Regions from separate parts of the Homo sapiens genome. Here region 1 is linked to region 2. Evidence: read pairs that join two places in POLR2A ChIA-PET (ENCODE). Cell type or tissue: A673. All regions are shown on one strand. Each heading gives the region's core, and the rest is flanking DNA. Links, peaks and the distances in the headings are about the cores only.

The links. ChIA-PET counts read pairs that join two places held together with the same protein. Peaks named below come from ENCODE experiments on the same cell type or tissue, not always from the same donor. Only the 100,000 strongest peaks of a DNase experiment are listed, where the experiment ranks them.
Region 1: POLR2A ChIA-PET joins it to region 2 with 9 read pairs; 1 of 35 experiments calls an interaction of 5 or more read pairs at or near these places.

Annotation. Positions count from the first base shown.
Region 1 is chr3:52,049,229-52,053,694 of GRCh38, reverse strand. It overlaps DUSP7 (dual specificity phosphatase 7), which reads left to right. Exons shown (of 3, transcript NM_001947.4): 3 at 2,573-4,466. The coding sequence ends at 2,880. Among named protein-coding and RNA genes, the nearest start is that of DUSP7, 5.1 kb to the left of the region's middle. In A673, for the core only: a CTCF peak has its summit at 621 (motif pointing right); a DNase peak (open chromatin) is centred at 694; H3K27ac peaks cover 1,531 bases.
Region 2 is chr3:52,674,987-52,679,452 of GRCh38, reverse strand. PBRM1 (polybromo 1) reads left to right here. Exons shown (of 32, transcript NM_001405607.1): 3 at 856-953. Among named protein-coding and RNA genes, the nearest start is that of PBRM1, 8.7 kb to the left of the region's middle. In A673, for the core only: no CTCF peak of the experiment used is centred there; no DNase peak of the experiment used is centred there; H3K27ac peaks cover 740 bases.

The DNA of each region.
Region 1 (4,466 bases), core at 364-4,363, 630 kb after region 2:
ATGGGCTCTCTGCTGTCCAGCTTGTGTTTTCCTGGCTTAGATGTTGTTTCGGGCTTAGCAAGCTGAAACATCACAGCGCACAGACCTCCCACGGGTCTCACTTGCTCCGCATCACGCCTCAGCACACGTGTCTCTCCAGGATGGGGTTGTCATAGTGCCTCTTTGGGCTTTAATGTGGACCTAAGAGGGCTGAAAGGTAGCCCTGGAGCCAGAGGCACACCCCAAACAGGCAGCTATTGAAATGTGGTGACTGCTAGCTCAGTCAGCCTCCAGATGCTCTCTGCAGCCTGTAGGGCTTGCTTGGAGTGTAGGGAGGAGTGCAAGAGAAGGTGGGGGAGTGGAGAAAGGCCTTCCCCAGAGCAGTGTGTCCTGCTGTCTGGCTTAGTGCCCTTCGAGTCCCTGTATCCCCAGCCTCAGCAGACTCGGGTCCCCACTGCTTTCTCCTTGGCCAGCTGGAGGCTGAGACCACAGGTCATCTCCCCTGGCCCAGGGTGCAAGGAAGGGGCACGAGGGCTCAGGATGAATGTAAACGCTCTATCTCTGAGCCTGGTGACCCAATGTTTCTGCCCAGCCTCCAGTGGCAAGGTGTGGGGGTGGCCCGGGCTGTCTTTTCCCGATGGTGGCTGTGTCCAGTGGAGGGCGTTTTGGTGTCGGCTGGGCTGGGCTAGCTTTAACAACAGGAAGTGGGAGGCTTCCCCGCCTCATCCGCTTACTGGGAACCAAAAGTAGGTGCCTGGCTGGGAGGAAGGAAGGAAGCTGAGGCCTGGGGGAGGGGCTGCAACTGGGGCTGCCTGGAGCTTCTCAGCCCTGCCCACCACCCCCTGGGTCAAGAGGGCTAGGGGTGCTGCCTCAGCATTTGAACTCCCCCAACGAGGGAGGGGAATAGAGAGAGGGAAGCAGGCTTCGCCAGGCTGGGCCTGGCTAGTGGGTACCTTTATCCTTCCTGAAAGCTCCTCCCCGTCTGGGTAGGGGGACCTTTTTCCTCATTTGACAAGTGAAGGAATTGAGGCCCAGGCATCCCTTAGGAGTCAGTGGGACAGGATCAGTCACCAGCTACACCCTGAAAAGGCCAAAAATAAAGCCAGCAGAAACAGACTGTCTTTGGATCACCTGGAGGTGGGTTTGGAGGCCAGGCGTTCCTCACATCCTGGTGTCACCACTGGAGGCTGGTCCCAGCACCCCCTTTTCCCACCCCCAATCTCGAGGTCTGACCACACAGCTCCTCATGAAGCTGCAATGTCTGTCTCCTTGCCAGATGATCCTGCCCCAGTGCCTTAGCCATGGGGCCCCCTGTCAGTCCCTGAGTCTGGAGGAAGCACCTACTGTATGCTTTACTCCTTGGTTGGGAGGGGATGGGAGAGGAAGCTCTGTCAGGACAAAGGCAACGAAGAACAGTGGGTGAACCCGTATGTCATCTTGTAGGAAGGCATTGATTGCGTGCTAGCTGTGTGCCTGGCTCCTGGAGGGTTCAGAGTCAGGGTGGTGGGGACATCAAGGACCCCATGGCTGCCTCTTGTGAATCTATGTCCCTGGCACAGCTGTGGCACACAGAGAGGCAGCTGCCCCGGGGTCCAGGAGAGATTACAGGACTGAGTTGTTCAGTAGCTCGGCCAGTATTTATTGAGCTTCTATGTGTCAGACAGAGGAGTCTGAGGGTGGCACTGGGGGAAGCTGGGAGGGTTGGAGGGGAAAGGGGACAGGAAGGTTGGCCCCATCCAGTCAGCTGTGGTAGGAGATATCACTGACACATGGGCCTCCTGAGGAAGGTCTAGCAAGTGGCAGGGGTGGGGCCCATTTAAGCACACCTCACTTATGAAGCCCCATCACAAGTGATAGTGTGGCCATCATCCCAGTCCATGTGTCTTAGGAGCTGGAGTTAAGGCCTTGGGGACTAGCTGGGCAGATGGCAGAGCGAAATGCAGGGCCAGGCCACCTACTTCCTTCCAGAGGAGCCTCCCTCAGGCCACTTTCCTAGAAGACTCTCAGGGACAACCCATGGGAGCGGCTCCAAGAGAACCAGCCCAGCCCCCAGTCCCAGGTCATGGCCTGGCAGCAGCGGGCGCTGAGCTAGGAGGAGCTTCTGTGTGGCCTTGGGCTTGCCACTTTGTCTCTGTGTCTGTTTCCTCGTTGATAAAATGGGCTTACTGGCCATGGTGCAGATGACCCAAGAGGATGCAGGTGACACCCGTGACAGCAGTCGTTAACGCACATGGCAGTGGTAGGACTAGCCATGATCACAGGCATTACAGTAGTTCATGTTTGTTGACCCCTCACTTGGCTCAGGTCCTTATGAGACCACTGTGCATAAATAGGCCCATTTTATAGATGAGGAAACAGACACGGGTGTCCAGTGCCTTGGGGCTAAAGTGTGCAGAGCCCTCTCCACAGCAGTGCTGTTGACCTCTATTCCAAGTTGCTGCCCTACCCACACTGGGCTTGGCCAGGTCCCTCAGGGGTCGGGCAAGACCAGCCAGCCACCATGCTGCCCTCTGTGCCCCAGCCCCACCTGCCCACCCATGTGGGAAGGCTCCTTGAAGGAGGCACCTCCCTGACCCATGCCAATGTGTTTCAGACGAAGCCCGCTCCAAGAAGTGTGGTGTCCTGGTGCACTGCCTGGCAGGCATCAGCCGCTCAGTGACGGTCACTGTGGCCTATCTGATGCAGAAGATGAACCTGTCACTCAACGACGCCTACGACTTTGTCAAGAGGAAAAAGTCCAACATCTCGCCCAACTTCAACTTCATGGGGCAGCTGCTGGACTTTGAGCGGACGCTGGGGCTAAGCAGCCCGTGCGACAACCACGCGTCGAGTGAGCAGCTCTACTTTTCCACGCCCACCAACCACAACCTGTTCCCACTCAATACGCTGGAGTCCACGTGAGGCCTGGTGCACGGGGGGCATGGCACCAGGCCCCTGCTCGGCTCTCCACAGGGCTAGGTGGGAGAGCCCAAGCCCGCCACCTCTGGCCTGAGGAACCCCCAGATGTCACCTGTGCCCAGAGGCCCAGGCTGATCGGTGTCGGAGCGCCCCTCACCATCCTTGGGGGCAGGGCCCGCAGGCAAGGTCTCCCACTGCAGGGCTTGCTGGAGAGGCCTCGGCTCTTGGACACGTGGCTTTGGGCGTCCACCAGGGCCTCATCCTGTCCAGGACGCTCCTTTCTGCTGACAGCCCAGCCAGTTTGGCTGTTTTTTAAAGACACATCCACGGACCTGAGTTTACTTTTTACTTTTGGCAGGTAAATCCAAGCTCCCTGGAGCACAAAGAGTGTTTGAGCTCTTCTTGATTTTTCTTTTTTTTTTTTTTTTTTAACAAAAAGTGTTATTTTCAGGCTACATGCAACAGTGGATTGTATAACCCAGTATTTCATCCCTTTCCTGATCCTGCAAGAGAGAGAAATGTTCAGTTTTGTTTTTCGTTCAATTTCAAAAAGCAAGTATCGTGTTTGTTTTTGTTTTTGTTTTTTAATGGAAAAGACAGACGCCATGTTGACCTTGACCAAATGCGTTTTGCACATGTGTGAAGCCTCTGTTTCCTCAGCGGGCCCTTCTTGAAGGGGTGGCTTACTGCTCTTCAGGTATTGGGACCCCCAGTCGTGCCGCCTCCCACCCTTGGCCCAGTCTGACTTAGCTCTGCATTCGCCTGTGATGACTGCTGCAAGTTGTGATTGGTGGGCTGGATGGTGGTCTTTGCATTTTCTGCCGTCTCATCCATCCCTCTGGTGGTCCCTGCAGACCTCCCTGAGGCAGAAGGTGGGGACCCTGGGGCCCTGCCGCTGTCCCCCAGGAGGTGGGCCGCAGGGGGCTGCCAGGCAGTAGCATTAGCCCTCTGGGGTCAGCCCCTAAGAAGGCCTGGGCTCTGAGCCCTTTTATATACTTAGCCACTACTTCTGTCTGTCTGTCTGTCTCTCTCTCTTCCTCTCCCTCTCTCTCTTTCTCTCTCTCCCTCTCTCTCTCTTTCTTTCTCTCTCCCCCCCTCCCTCTCTCTTCCTTTCCTCTCTCTTGTTGTAACTGGGAGTGGAGGCCCAGTGGCTGGGGAGACATTAGGTGGTGGGGCCCAGCCCGACCTCCAGGTTCTTCCTTCTCCCTAGCTGTTGCTTTGGTCTGGCCACTCCCAGCCCCCTTGTCCCCTTGGAAGCTTGCCCTGCCCTCATCTTGCCCATGCCTTCTACTGCCAGGAGACTTGCACCCATTTCAACCCTAGGGCGGGGGCAAGTGGGGCAAGGATGGACCAGCAGAAGGGGGGTAAGGCTCTGTTCACTTCCCCCTGCCTCCACAGAACGAAGCCACGGATTCCGTTATCTTCCTCCAGTTTTGTTCCTTCTCCAGCCTCAGTTCCACCAGGTGTCAGGACTGCATGGGGGCCTGGGGCAGGCAGAGGAGTCAGGCCAGGGTCCCTGACGGAGCAGCACTCAGCATGTGAGTGAGGCCACAGAAAAACTCTGCCCCACTGCTTCTTACCTCACGGGG
Region 2 (4,466 bases), core at 246-4,245:
AGTCTTTTCTTTTATGAACATTATGTATTCAGCTAAGTCTTAGAGTAATAGTGTGATCTTATGAATAATTTCAGTATGTTACATCATATATTAATTCAGCAAATAACTGTGTGACTATCATGTGACAAGCACTGTTCTCATGGTTGGGATATAGCCATGTGGAAACAAGCCCATTTTTCACATGGAACTTAGATTCCAGGCGGGGGAAGTAGAATGTAAACAAGTAAACGAATAAAGAATAATGTATCCTTAGCTAGTAATAAGTGCTAAGAAGAAAATTTTGGGTGATTTGGGCTGTTTTGGCCTGAATTCGCTGGAAGAGAGTTCCAGACAGAACCAGTGCAGAGGGGTTGGGTCAGGGATGAGTTTTGTGTGTCTTGGTTACAGAGCAGGGGATGGTCAGGAAGGAGAAGGAAACTGGCAAGCTCCACCCATTCAGAGTATGTAGGGCCCACACAAGCAATGTTTGGAGTTTAGATTTTATTCTCTGTGAAGTGATAAACCCTTCTGTCAGATGGCTTTAAGCAAGAGAGTGATAAACTGATTTAGTTTCAAAGAAGAAAACCCTTCAATTGGATGACTTTAAGCAAGAAAGTGATGAACTGATATAGTTTAGAAGACAAAATCACCAGGAGCATAAATCTGATGAAAGATACCAAAAAGTTAGTCAACTCAGTTGTTTGAAAGGAGACATATTGTCAGCATATTTCAGACTTTAGCATGTTTGGTAATATTGAGAGTCATCATTTTTCTTCTCTACTTGCCTTTTATTGAAGAGTAGAAAATAATTCTTATGTCTACACTGGCTTTCTGTTCACTTTTTTAGTGATTTTTTTCTCCTTTGCTAATGTGTAGATTGCCGTGTGCCATGAACTCTATAATACCATCCGAGACTATAAGGATGAACAGGGCAGACTTCTCTGTGAGCTCTTCATTAGGGCACCAAAGCGAAGGTGAGTTCGAAGCACATCAGTACAGTTGCGGGGGATTTGGTCCAGAGTCCATGTGTATTAAAGTGTTTGGAAATTGAGCTTTTTGTTGGCAGGAATGGCTTAAATGATACTGGGGTCCAATTTTAGTCTTTAGTCTTTAGTAATCAAGCTGTAGTGAAGCTTTTTTTAAATTAAAAATCTGTTGAGCCAGGCACAGTAACATGCACCTATAATCCCAGCTACTTGATTTTTTGAGCCAGGCACAGGAGCATGCACTTGTAATCCCAGCTACATGGGAGACTAAGGCAAGAGAATTGCTTGATCCAAGGAGTATGACACCAGCCTGGGCAACATAATGAGACCCCGTCTCTTAAAAACAAAAACAAAAAAAATGACCTATGCGGAAAGATCTCTTGAGGCCAAGAATTTGAGACCAGCCTGGGCAACATAGTGAGACCCATCTCTACAAAAAATTTTTTGAAAAATTAGCCAGGTGTGGTGGTGCTCACCTATAGACCCAGCTACTAGGGAGGCTGGGGTGGTAGGATTGTTTGAGCCTGGGAATTTGAGGCTGCAGTAAGCCATGAGTGTCACTGCACTCCAACCTGGGTGATGGAGCAAGAGCTTGCCTAAAAATAAATATTTAAAAAAGAGTACTGACCAGGCACAGTGGCTCACGCCTGTAATCCCACCACTTTGGGAGGTCTATAGGTGGGCAAATCACCTGAGGCCAGGAGTTCGAGACCAGCCTGGCCAACATGGCAAAACCCTGTCTCTACTAAAAAATACAAAAATTAGCCAGGTGCAAGGCTGGGCGCAATGGCTCATTCCTGTAATCCTAGCACTTTGGGAGGCGAAGGCGGGTGGATCAGCTGAGGTCAGCAGTTTGAGACCAGCCTGGCCAACGTGGTGAAACCCCGTCTCTACTAAAAATACAAAAATTAGCCAGGCTTGGTGGTGGGCGCCTGTAATCCCAGCTACTTGGGAGACTGAGGCAGGAGAATCACTTGAACCCGGGAGGTGGAGGTTGCAGTGAGCCGAGATCGTACCGTTGCACTCCAGCCTTGGTGACAAGAGTGAAACTCCATCTCAAAAAAAAAAAAAAAAAAAAAGCCGAGCATGGTGGTGGGGCGCCTGTAATCCCAGCTACTTGGGAGGCTGAGGCAGGAGAATTGCTTGAACCTGGGAGGCAGAGGTTGCAGTGAGCTGAGATCCCGCCACTGTATTCCAGCCTGGGTGATAGAGCCATTCTGTAGGTTGCCTTTTCATTTTGTACGGTGTCCTTAGATGTACAAAAGGTTTTAATTTTCATGAAGTTTATGTTGTCTTTTTCTCTTGTTGCCTGTGCCTTTGGTGTCATATCCATGAAATTAATGCCAAATCCAATATCATGAAGCTTTTCCCCTATGTTTTTGTATTAATCAGGGTTCTCTTGGACAGGACTAGGCTGCAAATTTTCCAAACTTTTATGCTCTGCTTCCCTTATAAAACTGAATGCCTTAAACAGTACCCAACTCACCTCTTGAATGCTTTGCTGCTTAGAAGTTTCTTCTGCCAGATACCCTAAATCATCTTTCTCAAGTTCAAACTTCCACAGATCTCTAGAGCAGGGGCGAAATGCCCCAGTCTCTTTGCTAAAACATAACAAAAGTCACCTTTACTCCAATTCCCAGCAAGTTCCTCATCTCCATCTGAGACCACCTCAGCCTGGACCTTATTGTCCGTATTGTTATCAGGCTTTTGGTCAAAGCCATTCAAGTCTCTAGGAAGTTCCAAACTCCCACATTTTCCTGTCTTCTTCTGAGCCCTCCAAACTGTTGCATCCTCTGCCTGTTATCCAGTTCCAAAGTCGCTTCCACATTTTCGGGTATCTTTTCAGCAGCGCCCAACTCTACTGGTATCAATTTACTGTATCAGTTGGTTTTCACACTGCTGATAAAGACATACCCGAGACTGGGAAGAAAAAGAGGTTTAACTGAACTTACAGTTCCATATGGCTGGGGAGGCCTCAGAATCATGGTGGGAGGTGAAAGGCACTTCTTACATCAGTGGCAAGAGAAAAATAAGCAAGAAGCAAAAGTGGGAACCCCTAATAAACCCATCAGATCTCATGCAACTTAATCACTATCACGAGAATAGCACGGGAAAGACTGGCCTCCATGATTCAGTTACCTCCCTCTGGGTCCCTCCCACAACATGTGGGAATTCTAGGAGATAACAATTCAAGCTGAGATTTGAATGGGGATACAGCCAAACTGTATTGGTTTTCCTCTAAGAGTTTTATAGTTTTAGCTCTTACATTTAGGCCTTTGATCCATTTTGAATTTTTATAAGTAGTGTTTAGGTAAGGATCCCGCTTCATTCATTATTTTTTTTTTTTTTTTTTTTTTTTTTTTTTTTTTTTTTGAGACGGAGTCTCGCTCTGTCGCCCAGGCTGGAGTGCAGTGGCGGGATCTCGGCTCACTGCAAGCTCCGCCTCCCGGGTTCACGCCATTCTCCCGCCTCAGCCTCCCAAGTAGCTGGGACTACAGGCGCCCGCCACTACGCCCGGCTAATTTTTTGTATTTTTAGTAGAGACGGGGTTTCACCATTTTAGCCGGGATGGTCTCGATCTCCTGACCTCGTGATCCGCCCGCCTCGGCCTCCCAAAGTGCTGGGATTACAGGCGTGAGCCACCGCGCCCGGCCCCCGCTTCATTCTTTATATGTGTGTATCCAGTTTTCCCGGTATCGTTTGTTGAAAAGACTGTGCTTTTCTCATTGAATGGTTTTGGCGCCTTTGTCAAAATTTGCTTGACCGTGTATGTGAGGGTCGTTTCTAGGCTCCATTCTATTCCATTGGTCCCTGTGTCTGTTTTTATACCAGTAGCACACATTTTGATTACTGTGAACAACATATTCAGTGGCAAAATACTTAAAGCTTTTCCTCTAAGATCACGAACAAGACAGAGATGCCCACTTTCACCACTTCAACACCTTGTTCACTGTGGAATAAATCCCACCTGGTTATGGTATATAATCCTTTTAATATCCTGCTGAATTCAGTTTGCTAATATTTTATTGAGAAATTTTGCATCAGTATTCATAAGGGATATTGATCAGTAGTTTTCTTGTAGTATCTTTGTCTGGCTTTGGTATCAGAGTAATGCTAGCTTCATAGAATAAGTTAGGACGTGACCTCGCCTCTTCAATTTTTTGGAAAAGTTTCATAAGGCTTGGTGTGTTAGTTCTTGAAATGTCTGGTTAGAATTCATCAGTGAAGCTATCAGTCTAGGGATTTTCTTTGTGGGAGATTTTTTATTACTGATTCAGTCTCCTTACTAGTTATAGGTTTACTCAGGCTTTGTATGTCTTTAGTAGGTTGTGTGTTTCTAGGAAATTATCCATTTCTTCTAGTTTATCTAATTTGTTGGCATACATGTTTTCCTAGAACTCTCATAATCCTTTTTATTTTTGTGGCATTGGTTGTAATGTCTCCTCTTTATGATTTTAGTTATTTGCATCTCTTTTCTCCCTTACTTCTTCCCTCCCTCCC